Regions from separate parts of the Homo sapiens genome. Here all the other regions are linked to region 3. A link is a contact called in ENCODE Hi-C or POLR2A ChIA-PET data. All regions are on one chromosome and are shown on one strand. The core of a region is the stretch at or near the end of the contact, and the rest is flanking DNA. Distances in the headings are between cores, read along the strand shown. Region 1 holds the start of CPEB4 (cytoplasmic polyadenylation element binding protein 4). Region 2 holds the start of BOD1 (biorientation of chromosomes in cell division 1). Region 3 holds the start of PANK3 (pantothenate kinase 3).

The links. Hi-C counts contacts between places; a loop is a spot of excess contacts on that map. ChIA-PET counts read pairs that join two places held with the same protein, here RNA polymerase II (POLR2A). Pooled maps may share reads with other maps.
Region 1: a loop to region 3 is called in a map of CD8-positive, alpha-beta T cell, with 32 times the contacts of the local background. The contact joins the promoter of CPEB4 here to the promoter of PANK3 in region 3. A Hi-C loop is called at or near these places in 3 of 168 maps with a recorded cell type or tissue (CD4-positive, alpha-beta T cell and CD8-positive, alpha-beta T cell) and 10 of 50 pooled maps. POLR2A ChIA-PET finds 5 or more read pairs at or near these places in 1 of 52 experiments (T-cell).
Region 2: a map of CD8-positive, alpha-beta T cell shows a loop between it and region 3 (9-fold over the local background). The contact joins the promoter of BOD1 here to the promoter of PANK3 in region 3. A Hi-C loop is called at or near these places in 2 of 168 maps with a recorded cell type or tissue (CD4-positive, alpha-beta memory T cell and CD8-positive, alpha-beta T cell) and 13 of 50 pooled maps.

The regions. Positions count from the first base shown.
Region 1 is chr5:173,886,693-173,890,840 of GRCh38, forward strand. It overlaps CPEB4 (cytoplasmic polyadenylation element binding protein 4), which reads left to right and starts at 1,657. Exons shown (of 10, transcript NM_030627.4): 1 at 1,657-4,148. The coding sequence starts at 3,042. RefSeq lists enhancers at 1,164-1,403, 3,428-3,929, 3,930-4,148 and a silencer at 3,934-4,148.
Region 2 is chr5:173,615,151-173,618,740 of GRCh38, forward strand. It overlaps BOD1 (biorientation of chromosomes in cell division 1), which reads right to left and starts at 1,500. Exons shown (of 4, transcript NM_138369.3): 1 at 1,050-1,500. The coding sequence starts at 1,286. RefSeq lists silencers at 1,307-1,356, 1,367-1,436 and enhancers at 1,417-1,676, 1,697-1,776.
Region 3 is chr5:168,576,752-168,580,910 of GRCh38, forward strand. It overlaps PANK3 (pantothenate kinase 3), which reads right to left and starts at 2,617. Exons shown (of 7, transcript NM_024594.4): 1 at 2,505-2,617. The coding sequence starts at 2,532. RefSeq lists enhancers at 2,345-2,414, 2,505-3,048 and a silencer at 2,565-2,894.

The DNA of each region.
Region 1 (4,148 bases), core at 407-2,906, 5.3 Mb after region 3:
GGAGGATTGACAGACTGAGGCAGAAGTTGAGACCATTAGAGGAAGGCTATGGAAATGAAATGGAAGCCACCTTTGTTCATACTATTTTTCATTAATCTTGGTATCTTTTTTTTCCCTCTAGTTGTGCCAGTTACTTCTGGCTCTACCCTGATTTCTTTGTTCATTTTTCTTCCTGCTAAAGGAAAATACTCACTTATTTAACATATTTAAAGCTGTGCTGAGAGCAAAGCATTATCCTAAGCCCTGATGGTGGTCATAGCGTTGGGAATGTACAAAGATAAACAGGACATTAAAGCCCTTGAGTACCAAACATAATGAAAAGTCTGATATGTGAGCTCCAAACCAAATGGCAAAAGGAAGGAAATAATTAATTCAGACTTGGAAACAGGAGTGAGGGGTGGGGGGTGGGTGACGGGTGGAAGGGGTGGCAGTGGGTTGGGGGGCTGTCACTCAGGGAAGACTTCATTGTTGCTGGTTTGTTCATTCACGTTTTCAGGATTCATTCACTGATGTCTCCTATCTACAATGTCTGCTCCTGAAAGAGCCCACGGTCCAGCACAGGTCTGGAAGACATAAACCATCACAATATAGTGTGAGAAACAAGCACGAGAGGTACACAGGGCCGTGGACGCTTATAAGAGAGAATTCAGAAGATGCTGTTGGTGGCTTTTGAACTGATTCCTAGAAATAAATAGGAATTTACCAAAGGAGAAGAGTGGAAAGGACATGTAAAAAGGCATTGAGAGTGTGTTTGGAGGGGGAAGAGGCACTAAGATATACCACCCATTAGGTAGAAAGGCTTGAATACCAGACTAACAAGTTTGGCCTTTATCTTCGAAATAATGGGCAACCATAGAAGAAATCGGAGCATGTGAGGGTCAAGATAAAATTTTAGTTTTGGAATTTTCCCTCTGGTATTGCGTGTAAGGTGTACTAGATCGGGATGATACGGGGGCATAGCCACAGACGCCTCAGCTGCATCTCTGCACCTGGGAGACTGCACCAGATGCGAGCCTAGCAGAATGGGAGAGTGGGAGGTGCGGGTGAGCGAATGGAAGGTTAAGGGAGAGTCCCTCGTGAGGTCTACATTCTGGGCAAGGGCAAACGCAGTTCTAGGCACCGCACAGCTGCTGGCAAGACCCGCCTCCCCTTCCAGATCCCTCTGGGGCGGAGCTCGGGCCAGAGCACGTGATGCTTGGAGCACCACCTTTACTGTGGGCACCCTTCTCATTCATCCGCGGTTTCACGGGCCGCCACTTCGATCTCCAACACCTTGACCGTATGCCTTCGTGAGCGAGGAATCCGTTCTCCTTGACACGTCCCTATTGCTCCTCCTGCAAAGCCCAGTTAGGGAAGAGAAATATCAAAGGAGTCCCTTGCCCACACAAAAGATGGCGACCTGCTGCGCTCACTCTGGGTGGGGGAAGCGGGTTCCAGGCGCCGGGCCTCACTAGGCGAGGCGCAGACGGAAGAGGCGTCTCTGGAGGTAACTTTTCGACCTTCCTGGGAGTAGCTCTGAAGCGAGGGGGCGTGGCCTCGCCTGAGTTCTAACAGATGATTGGTCTTCCGGCAGGTAGGTGGGGAATGAGTGCTACCCCCACCCCTCCCTCTTCGAACCGGAAGTGTCTCTGGGTCTTTCCAGCTGGTTGTCATTTCACTCGGCTCGGTCCTGAGGAGAAGGACTCAGCCGCGGCTGCGGGACCCGGGCACCGGGAGGCGGTGGCGGCGGCGGCGGCGGCAGCAGCGGCGACAGCAGAGGAGGAAGAGGAGGAAGAAGGAAAGAAAAAGAAGAACCAGGAGGAGTCCTCAACAACGACAGCGGGGACTGCGGGACCAGGGTAAAGCGGCGACGGCGGCGACGGCCCAGCAACCGTGAGGAGAAACAAAAGCCTTCTAAATTATAGTTTAAAAAAAAATTCTGGGGGAAAAGAGAGAGAAAGCCGAGGGGGGAGGCCCTTCTCCTTTAAAATAACTACGGTAGTGGGTTTTTCCTTTTTTTCCTCTTTTTTCCCTCTCTGCGGAGAATCGAACTGAGGGAACTGAACAAACCGCCCCTGGGTCCCATGAGGGAAAAAAACCCCGGAGCCGCAGAGAGGGGAAGAGGCAGAAACCGCAGGACCTTCCAGGTCGCCCCCTCGGTCCCCGCACCCCCAGGCCGCCCGCTCACCCTCGTCGAGTCTCGCTAATCCCTCCTGATCGCGACCCCCGCAAGAGGGAGAAACGGGTGTTTCCAACCCCTTTCATGGGGGAGAGGAAGCCGCGGGGAGCCCAGGAACAGCGACCGCAGCAAGATCTGCACCCGGAGCCTCAGGAACAGCCCCAGAGGCCAAAACTGCACCCTGCGAAAGAGCAGAAAACAGGACCAGGAACAGCAGAAACCTCCCTGCAATCATCTTTCCATTAGTCAATGCTGATTTCCTCTCCCGAAACCAGGAATTCACTTCCCACCCCAGATAACCTAATATAATCTATATATATAAATATATAATATATAATGTTCTTAAATTATTCCTGATTTTTTTTTAACCAAGCTGCCAAGAAAAGAACGTATTCCCCTCTTAGTCCTATTCTAATTTTTATGTGAGTGAATCTAAACTGCTGAGGAAAACCATATGTGATTGTTAAATTATATATATCTATATTTTTACTCCGCGCAAGGCTTATTCTTCTACATCCATAGATGCTTGAGAAGCTCTGTTTTTGTCATTCATGTACATTTTCCTTTGGAAAAAGAAAGCGCCTATTTTACTAACCAAAGACTTGATTTTTACCCTCTTCATTTTTATTCCCTCCTAAAAATAAGCCCAATTGGATCCAAGTCAATGTTTTAAGAGATTTTTTTAAGAGTTGTTTTTTCTTTCAGAGACCAGAATTCCAAATCAGAACAATTTAAGGTGATAAGCTGCGATCTTTGAGCTAGCTATAAATAAGACATTTCAAGCAAGCAAGCAAACAACTTAAATTTGGGGTAGAGGAAAAAAAAGGCGTGAGACATCAGGTTGTCATTTTTTATTGTGAGATTCTGCTCCTAAAGATAATAAATGGGGGATTACGGGTTTGGAGTGCTAGTGCAAAGCAATACTGGGAATAAATCTGCTTTTCCAGTCAGATTCCATCCACATCTGCAGCCTCCACACCATCACCAAAATGCCACCCCCAGCCCTGCTGCTTTTATAAATAATAACACAGCTGCCAATGGCAGCAGTGCTGGGTCAGCTTGGCTTTTTCCTGCTCCAGCTACCCATAACATTCAGGATGAGATCTTGGGGTCAGAAAAAGCAAAAAGTCAGCAACAGGAACAGCAAGACCCCTTAGAAAAGCAGCAGCTTTCCCCAAGTCCAGGTCAGGAAGCTGGAATACTGCCTGAAACAGAGAAGGCAAAATCAGAAGAAAATCAAGGGGACAATTCTTCGGAAAATGGCAATGGGAAGGAGAAAATAAGGATCGAATCTCCAGTGTTGACAGGGTTTGATTATCAAGAAGCCACTGGGCTAGGTACTTCAACCCAACCCTTGACATCTAGCGCATCGTCTCTTACTGGTTTCAGTAACTGGTCAGCAGCGATAGCGCCTTCCTCCTCTACAATAATCAATGAAGATGCAAGTTTCTTTCACCAGGGAGGGGTCCCTGCTGCTTCGGCTAATAACGGTGCTCTGTTGTTTCAAAATTTCCCCCATCATGTCAGCCCTGGCTTTGGAGGCAGCTTCTCTCCTCAGATCGGGCCTCTCTCACAGCACCACCCACATCACCCTCATTTCCAGCATCATCACAGCCAGCATCAGCAGCAAAGGAGGTCTCCTGCCAGTCCCCATCCCCCACCCTTCACACATAGAAATGCTGCTTTTAACCAGCTGCCTCATTTGGCGAATAATCTTAACAAACCCCCCTCTCCGTGGAGCAGCTACCAGAGTCCGTCACCAACACCCTCCTCTTCCTGGAGCCCGGGCGGTGGTGGATATGGTGGCTGGGGAGGTTCCCAAGGCCGAGATCACCGCAGAGGGCTGAATGGTGGAATAACGCCCCTGAACTCCATCTCGCCTTTGAAGAAAAATTTTGCAAGCAATCATATTCAGCTCCAGAAGTATGCTCGCCCCAGCTCTGCCTTTGCACCTAAATCCTGGATGGAAGATAGCTTGAACAGGGCTGAC
Region 2 (3,590 bases), core at 250-2,749, 5.0 Mb after region 3:
GGCTTTTCATCTTGGAGAAGGAACAGTGTATACCACTTTCTCTCTCTACATCCGTATTTACCACCTGGTTTATTTACATGTCAGTTTTCTAACCTAGACTATAAGTTTTGAGGATGGGGTAGTGACTTATTCCTGTAATCGCACAGCTTGGCAACTAGAGGCCAATAAACGTTCAACGAATAAACAGACTACGTTTTTCCCTATCTTAAGGTCTAATTCTAAGCTCACAATCTTGCTGTGAGGTAAGCAAAATGTTTCCATGACAGGCTCTGGTAGGAGAAATCACTACCCTGCAGGAGTCCAGTGACAGGGTCTCCTAACCTACAACCACAGTCGTGGCTAGACAAGTTTTGAAAAGGAAGAAAATGAACATTCCAGCAACTACTGTATGTCTGATACTTAACACCCATTATTTCATTGAATCCAAACCACCCTGACGAGTAGGTAAAGTGAAATAGCGTTTTACTGGTGGGACTGACCAATGGCATTAGGATCTCAACTAGGCACCAAATCTCCTTTTATCAATGATGAAGTGCAAAATAAGGGTGCTGTTTCTACAATTTATCTTAATTCAACGCCGTACTAGTCTGCAAAACAATGAGCTAGAGAAAAGGAATAAACAGCTATAAAATGGTGATGACTGTGTGTTCAAATCATTGTGTTTAATGCCAGCTTCTCAGTGGTGAGTACGGAACAGGTGGAAATTCTAAAGCACGCTTGCTTATCTACTTGGTTTCGAAGTTTGTTATTAAGGGCCTCAGAGGAGTTCCATCTTGGGAATGATACGGTCTAGGCTCTAAAACCCACATTGAAACCCCAAGTTCGGAGAAGGGACTGGGTAAAATCACAACTAGTAGTAAATGTATCAGGCAGGAACCCACGTGTGCATCGCTCAGAAAGCTCTCCGTACTGCCCCAAGCGGTGTAAGACCTCACCGCTGAGATTTCTAAGCTATCTTTTGTTTTGCTCTCGGCTTTCGAAAATCAAAGCTGCCACCCGGCGGCCTCACGTGCAGCCCCGCTCCCCAACGCCCAGGCGGCCGCAGCTACCTTGGTGTCCACGTCGGCCAGGCAGTCCCGGCGGAAGCTGTCAAAAAGGCCCCGGCTCTTGAGCTGCTCCACGATGAGAGCGATGAGCTGCGGGTCGCCGGGAGGCAGCGAGGCCGGGTTGATGGGGCCACCGCCCCCGCTGGCCCCAGTAGCGCCAGTCGCTGCCCCGGCAGAGGCCTGGCTAGTTCCGCCGCCGCCCACCGCGCCAGTTCCCCCGCCGCCGCCGCCGTCCGCCATGGCTGCGCCCCGGGCCCACAAGGGAGAACGACTATAGCTTCTTCTCCAGGACAGAAGGCCTAGAACGTGTAGAGGTGGTGAAGGGGGCGGTGAAGGAGGAGGGCCCCAAGGCGGCAGCGGCGGAGGTGGCGATGGCGGCAGGGGCGGTGGTGGGGGCGGCGGCGGCGAAGGCCCCCTCTGATACAGCAGAGGTTGTGGTGGACGCGGCAGAAACGGCCTGCTCGATTCCAGGCGCACCCCAGATGGCGTCAACGTTGACCTTTGCATTGTGGGGCGGGAAGTTTTCTGTGGCCATCTCCGGCGTTCTTTATAGGCAGCGGCCTAGCCGAGAGAAACTACAACTCCCGGCAGGGTTCGTGCTTGCTCGTCGCGATTTCGCGGGGTAATATGGGAACTGTAGGCGCAGGCCTCGTGATCGCTGCAACCCGCCAGGCCTTCCCCGCCAGGCCTTCCCCGCCCACTCTCTGCTCACTTCCCATTCAATCAACACGTCCCAGCAGTGCCCGATTATAACAGTCATCTGTGGAGCTGATTAAAAGTATAGATTACCAGAATTATTTCTTAAAGATTTTTATCCAGTATTTACGGGTCGAGACCTAGCAATCTGTGCTTCAGCATGCACTCCCACGTCCTTCTTGAACAACATGTTCCGGGAAATTCCGGAAACAGTGGAACAGTCAAACTTCTATTGTTCAGAAATTTGTGAGTTTCCCTCCTTTTGGTTTTAATAGCAATGCATACTCATTTTAGAAAATTGGAAAATAACGGAAAAGTGTGAAGAAGAAAATAAAAGTTTTCCTTAAGTCTGTCTTATATGTGTGTGGATTTCCTCCCAAATATTAAATATTGTCAATCATAAGCCAATATTGAATAATTGAAAAGTGTCAGGCGTGATGCTATGCACTTTCCACGCACTTCTTCACGATAATTTAAAAAAGCAGATACATACTACTATTATTGCTATTTACAGACGTAGAAATGGAGGCAGAAGAAAGTTTGTTAACCTAATCACATACCTAGAGGTAGAAAAGTAGGATTTGAACCCAGGTTTTGAGGATCTAAATCTTGCATTTTAGCCTGAGGTATCCTGAGAGCTAGTTGGTATCCCACAATAGGTAAGGCTTTATATCCTGATTTTTTTAAGTAGCCACAATTCACCATTGGAATCCTATAGCTGCCACCATTATCCTCTCTTCCCTTCATCTTTTGCCTATTGTTAGCTCAGCTCCCCCTCCCAACCTCAGCAATTATGTCTGCTATTGTTGTTTCCTCATCTTACACAAGCAGCAGAGGGGATGTAAATAGCAAATTCTGCAATATCCTTGGCTCCTGCGAAGATGCAGAATTGGCAAAGATCCAGGATGTTCTCCACACCAATATTTAGTACTCAAGACAGTTTAATTTTTTTTTCTTTTTTTTTTTTGAGACAGAGTCTCACTCTATCGCCCAGGCTGGAGTGCAGTGGTGCAATCTTGGCTCACTGCAGCCTCCACCTCCTGGGTTCAAGCAATTCTCCTGCCTCAGCCTCCCGAGTAGCTGGGATTACAGGCGCATGCCACCATACCTGGCTAATTTTAGTATTTTTAGTAGAGATGGGGGTTTCACCATGTTGGCCAGGCTGGTCTTGAATTCCTGACCTCAAGTGATCTACCCGCCTCAGCCTCCCAAAGTGCTGGGATTACAGGTGTGAGCCACCACACCTGTCCAAGAGAGTTTAAATTAACCCTCAAAAGAAACATTCAGGTGTTGGATTATACTCATCCTCTAACACCAGCTCAATCATTCACAATGGGTCAGTTAATGACAAACATTCTCTCTTAATAGCTCACCATCCTTGAGATTACCTAATGTCTGTTCCTACTGGTTGACTCTACACTGATCACTCACCTTTAACCCCAGGAGAAGCCCAGTTCAGGCTGCCTCAGCCCCAGGTTCTTTCTTCTGCAAGCCCTTGATCACTCTGACTAGTCCCTTCTCCATTTTTGGCACCCCACATCTTACTCTCCTTCCTCAGGGAAAATTCTTCTGACCCCTAGATCCAATGAGATATTTCCTCCATGCTACAGAAACTCAAAGCCTCATTTTTTGTAGCAATTATTATAATTGGAAGTGAATGATTTACAGACAAATTGGCCACCTGAGTCCCCTGATAGGGTGTAATATTTAGAATGGGGACCACGACTTGTTCATCACTGTGTCTCCAGCTCTTAGCACGATAGTTCTTAGCTCAAAGAGAATGTATAAATTCCTGTCTGTTTCCTAAAGCTGTGGGATAGCATCACAGAGTGCGTGGGTAGGATTATG
Region 3 (4,159 bases), core at 1,367-3,866:
TACACACACTATGTGATCAATAAATGTTTTAATTATGCCAAAAAAAACCCCATACAGGTATTCAAAAACAAAACAAATATATCTTTTGTTAACCTGAGTGATTTAAAGTTAAAATAATATTAATATTATTATTATTATTATTATTTGAGACGGAGTGTTGCTCTGTTGCCCAGGCTGGAGTGCAGTGGCGTGATCTCGGCTCCCTGTAACCTCCGCCTCCTGGGTTCCAGCAATTCTCCTGCCTCAAGCCTCCCGAACAGCTTGGACTACAGGCGCGTGCCACCATGCTCGGCTAATTTTCCTATTTTTAGTAGAGATGGGGTTTCACCATGTTGGTCAGGCTGGTCTCGAACTCCTGACCTCGTGATCTGCCCCACTCAGCCTCCCAAAGTGCTGGGATTACAGGTGTAAACCACCGTGTCCAGCCTTATTTTTTATTATCTGGGACAGTTCATGGTTGAAATACCTTCTTTCCCACACACAAAACGTCATGTTCCTTACTTTTACTACAAACAACAGACAGTAAAGTTACCTTTTACATATAAAAATGTTAGGCTTCTACACCATAGTAACTGACCAGATTTTCAGCATGATTCAATTTTAAGATTAATGGTCTCACAACATACCACAATGTTGTAATAATCAACTTATTTGGGGAAAAACAGGGGGTATTCTCTAATTTCTCAACCTAATGTGTATTTTTAAGTCTTTGGCTGGGACTACAGGCGTGTGCCACCATGCCCGGCTAATCTTTTTATTTATTTATTTGTAGAGATGAGGTCTCACTATGGTGCCCAGGTTGGTCTCGAACTCCTGGCCTCCAGCGATTCTCCCGCCTCGGCCTCTCAAAGTGCTGGGATTTCAGGTGTGACCCACCGTGCCTAGCCCTATTTTATAAACTTCTCATAATAATCTTTATAATCTCTCCTAAAACACCTTTGAAGGAGGTAGTACTCATACCTGATTATTAGTTTGTTCAAATCTAAGTAATCAAATCACTATCATGACAAAAGAAAATAATCACCACCACAAGAGTCAGAATTTGAGTTGGTCATACACTGTTCACCAAATGGAAATTCTAAGAGAAGCAGAGAAAACGTATGCGTGAGGGAAAATGTCCAAGTGTTCTAATTACTGCACCTGTTCAAGATGCATTAGTTTAATTCAGCAAATGAAAATTTAAAGTCTCTCTATATTACTTTTCATTTAAGCCTTCACATCACTATTTTATAGATTTCTTGAACAACTATGACAGGATCTATTCAGTTATAAATAATTTTTTAAAAATTTTAATTAACAGATGAAACTACCAGATAAAGTACTTAGACAATGCTCTATGGGTGCAAGAGAAAGAACACTGTATTATGAGTCAGTCCCCTTAGAGTTATGAACCACATAGCACATGGTTGGTACATGCTTGGAAAAGTTACTCTGGGGCTAAGTTCAATTTCCTCACCTGTGAAGTTAAGACCAAATTACCTTACAGTTATATAGGAATTTGTAGTTTTCACAGGGTTTTGGCTTGTTGCCTCTCAGGTGAGTTTTACAGGAACCCCGATAGGCGGGCAGGGAAGGTGTCAGCGCCCTGTTTTATAGTTGTGGATTTCTTAACAGTTAAAGAGATCACATGAAACACTGTAAAAACAGCAAAAGTATCAATACGACTCTAAGATGAGCATGAATCCCCACGTTCCTAGTCCTTCTGGGAGGCTATACTTAAAAAGAGTGACAATCACAATGGCTGGGTGATTAAATAAGTCAATTACTGGAATAAAAGGTTTTTAAAAGACTAAACATAAAAGGAAGCAAATGAAAGTCGACCTTTCTAAAAGCATAGTCAGAATTTAAGTACATGCATAGAAAAATATCTACGGGTATTCACCATAATATTAATAGCGGTTCGCTCCGGGTGCGGGGAATACGGGTGACTTTATCTTTCTTGTTTATCTGCGTTTTCTAAAACAAACATGAACTAGTTGATATTCTAAACAAAAACAAGCCAAAGCAATTACACACTGGCAGACTGCATGCACGTACGTTTGAAAGCTCCAACTGTAACAACAGTGACAACTCCCAGGAACCCACCGGCATTTCAAGGACACAAGCAGGAAGCCCGGAAATCCCTAAAAACAGGTGCTAAAAGCCGCCAGCGCAACCTGACAGCCGCGACCGCCTCTTTTCAACCTGAATTCAGGGGGAGCTGGGAGAGGAGACTAGTCTGGTTTGACAAAAATCAGAATCAGAAATTCCCTCTGGCACCTCCCAGATCTCGAAGAGAAAGTGGGAGGAAAGGCTAGGGGGCGGCAGGCATTCACCATGCATGAATAGGGGGATGGGGAGGACGGAAGCCTCGAACTCGTGGCTCAAATGGTCCCTCCGCCCCCATACCGGACGAAGCGCCGGCGAGGAGCGACGGGCTTGGAAGCCGACCGCCCAGCCAAGGGGCTTTCAGACGGGGCCCAAGGGTGCCCTCCCAACCTGGCGGGCCCCAGCCCCCGTCTTACAGGGTTTCTTGGCATCTTTGATCTTCATGGCGTCGGCCCGAGGGGCGATGGACGGCCTCCGATCCGGGGCACTGAGAGCAGAGGCGGCGACTCCGGAGGTGGCTGGGCCGCGCGGCGAGGCCCGGCCGGTTCCTCCCCTCAGGCCGGGCGGGGCCGGCCTAGGGCGGGGCGGCGGCGCCTGAGGAGATGCCCGGCCCAGGGGGCGGCCCCCCACCCCCGCGAGGGGTGGCCGGGACCGAGCAAGCTGGGGAAGGCCGCCGGCCTCGCCGCTCCGGGGCCCCCCCGCAGCCGCTCCAAACAAAAGGCCCCGGTCCCCGGAGCCGCCGCCACCGCCGCCGCCGCCGCACTGAGAAATAGCCCGCCCAGGCCGAACGCCCACGTGACGCGAGCCCCCCCTCGCTCCGCTTCCGCCCGGCTGCTGGGGATTGTAGTTCTCCGGTTCGTGAGGCCCCGCTCTCTGGCTGTAGTTGTGCAGGTGGACTACAAAGCCCGAGATGCATCGCGGCCCCTCCTCCGAGGCCCCTCAGCTTCCGCAGATCGCCTCAGAGTGGTCCCAGCGAGAAGAGGGCTGGGTCTTAGTCACGCCAGCGAGGAGGCGACCAATGGTGACTGAGATGGGCGTGCTGGGGAAGTCGGGCTCAGACCTCAGCAGGTCGCGGAGAGAAGGGGGAATGAACTCTTCGAGAGGACTGTCATGGCTGTTCGGCCATTCTCAGATTTCCCCTTGAGACAGGAAAGCTGGTCGTCAGGCCATGGAAAGCGCTACAATCAGGGCTCTAGAGCTGTGCTTAAGATAGACCCTTGAGTACATTGGCGGATTAAAATTATTCACAAAGGAATCCTTTTGCTTAATAGAGACACCTTGAATGTTAGGGTCGGAATGATGACAATAGCAGGAATAGAGGTAACATCTATGGAACGCGTTATGTTCATGGGACTCTGCTAAGCACTTTGTGTGATTTACTTAAATTCAGGGGCCTTGTGGACCACGTGCAATTATTCATTTTATTGTCACTCATTTTGAAGATGGGGCACGGTCTGAGGAGTTAAATTGCTTGCTGAGCATTCTTTTTGCCACCGATCCATATTCCCCTGGGGCCCTCCAGCCCAGCTCTCTCCTTCTAAAGGGAAAACTGACTCCCAGAGAAGAAAATTTAGTTGCTCCAGTTCTCACAGTAAAGCCAGGACACCCTTTCCCCTTGCCTCCTAGAGTCTTAGTCCTCCAGCTGGAATGGGAGAAGATGGCATTGGGTATCTTCTCTTGGCCTTCACTTTTGTTGCCCAGTTAGATGGCCAGGAATTCTGTAGTTTTTACAATAGATGGATAGAGGGTTGGCAGTAGAGGATTGGGCATTCCAGTCAAAGAAACCCGCTTACCAAAGAGCCTTACTGCCCCTTCTTGCAGATGATAAGCCAAGGGATGTGAAGAAGGACAGGAGAGGACACAAGCTACCATTTATTGAGTACATACCAAGGGCTGACACTTTGCAAAGTGCCTTACTTTTAAAATTTAAATTTAATCCTCCCAACTACTTTTTGAAATACAATGATTAAAAACTAAAAAAACTTGCTGGGCGCAGTGGTGTGTGTCTGCAGTCCCGGCTATTTGGGAGACTAAGGTGGGAGGCCCAGGAATTTGAGGCTGTATGTGATAG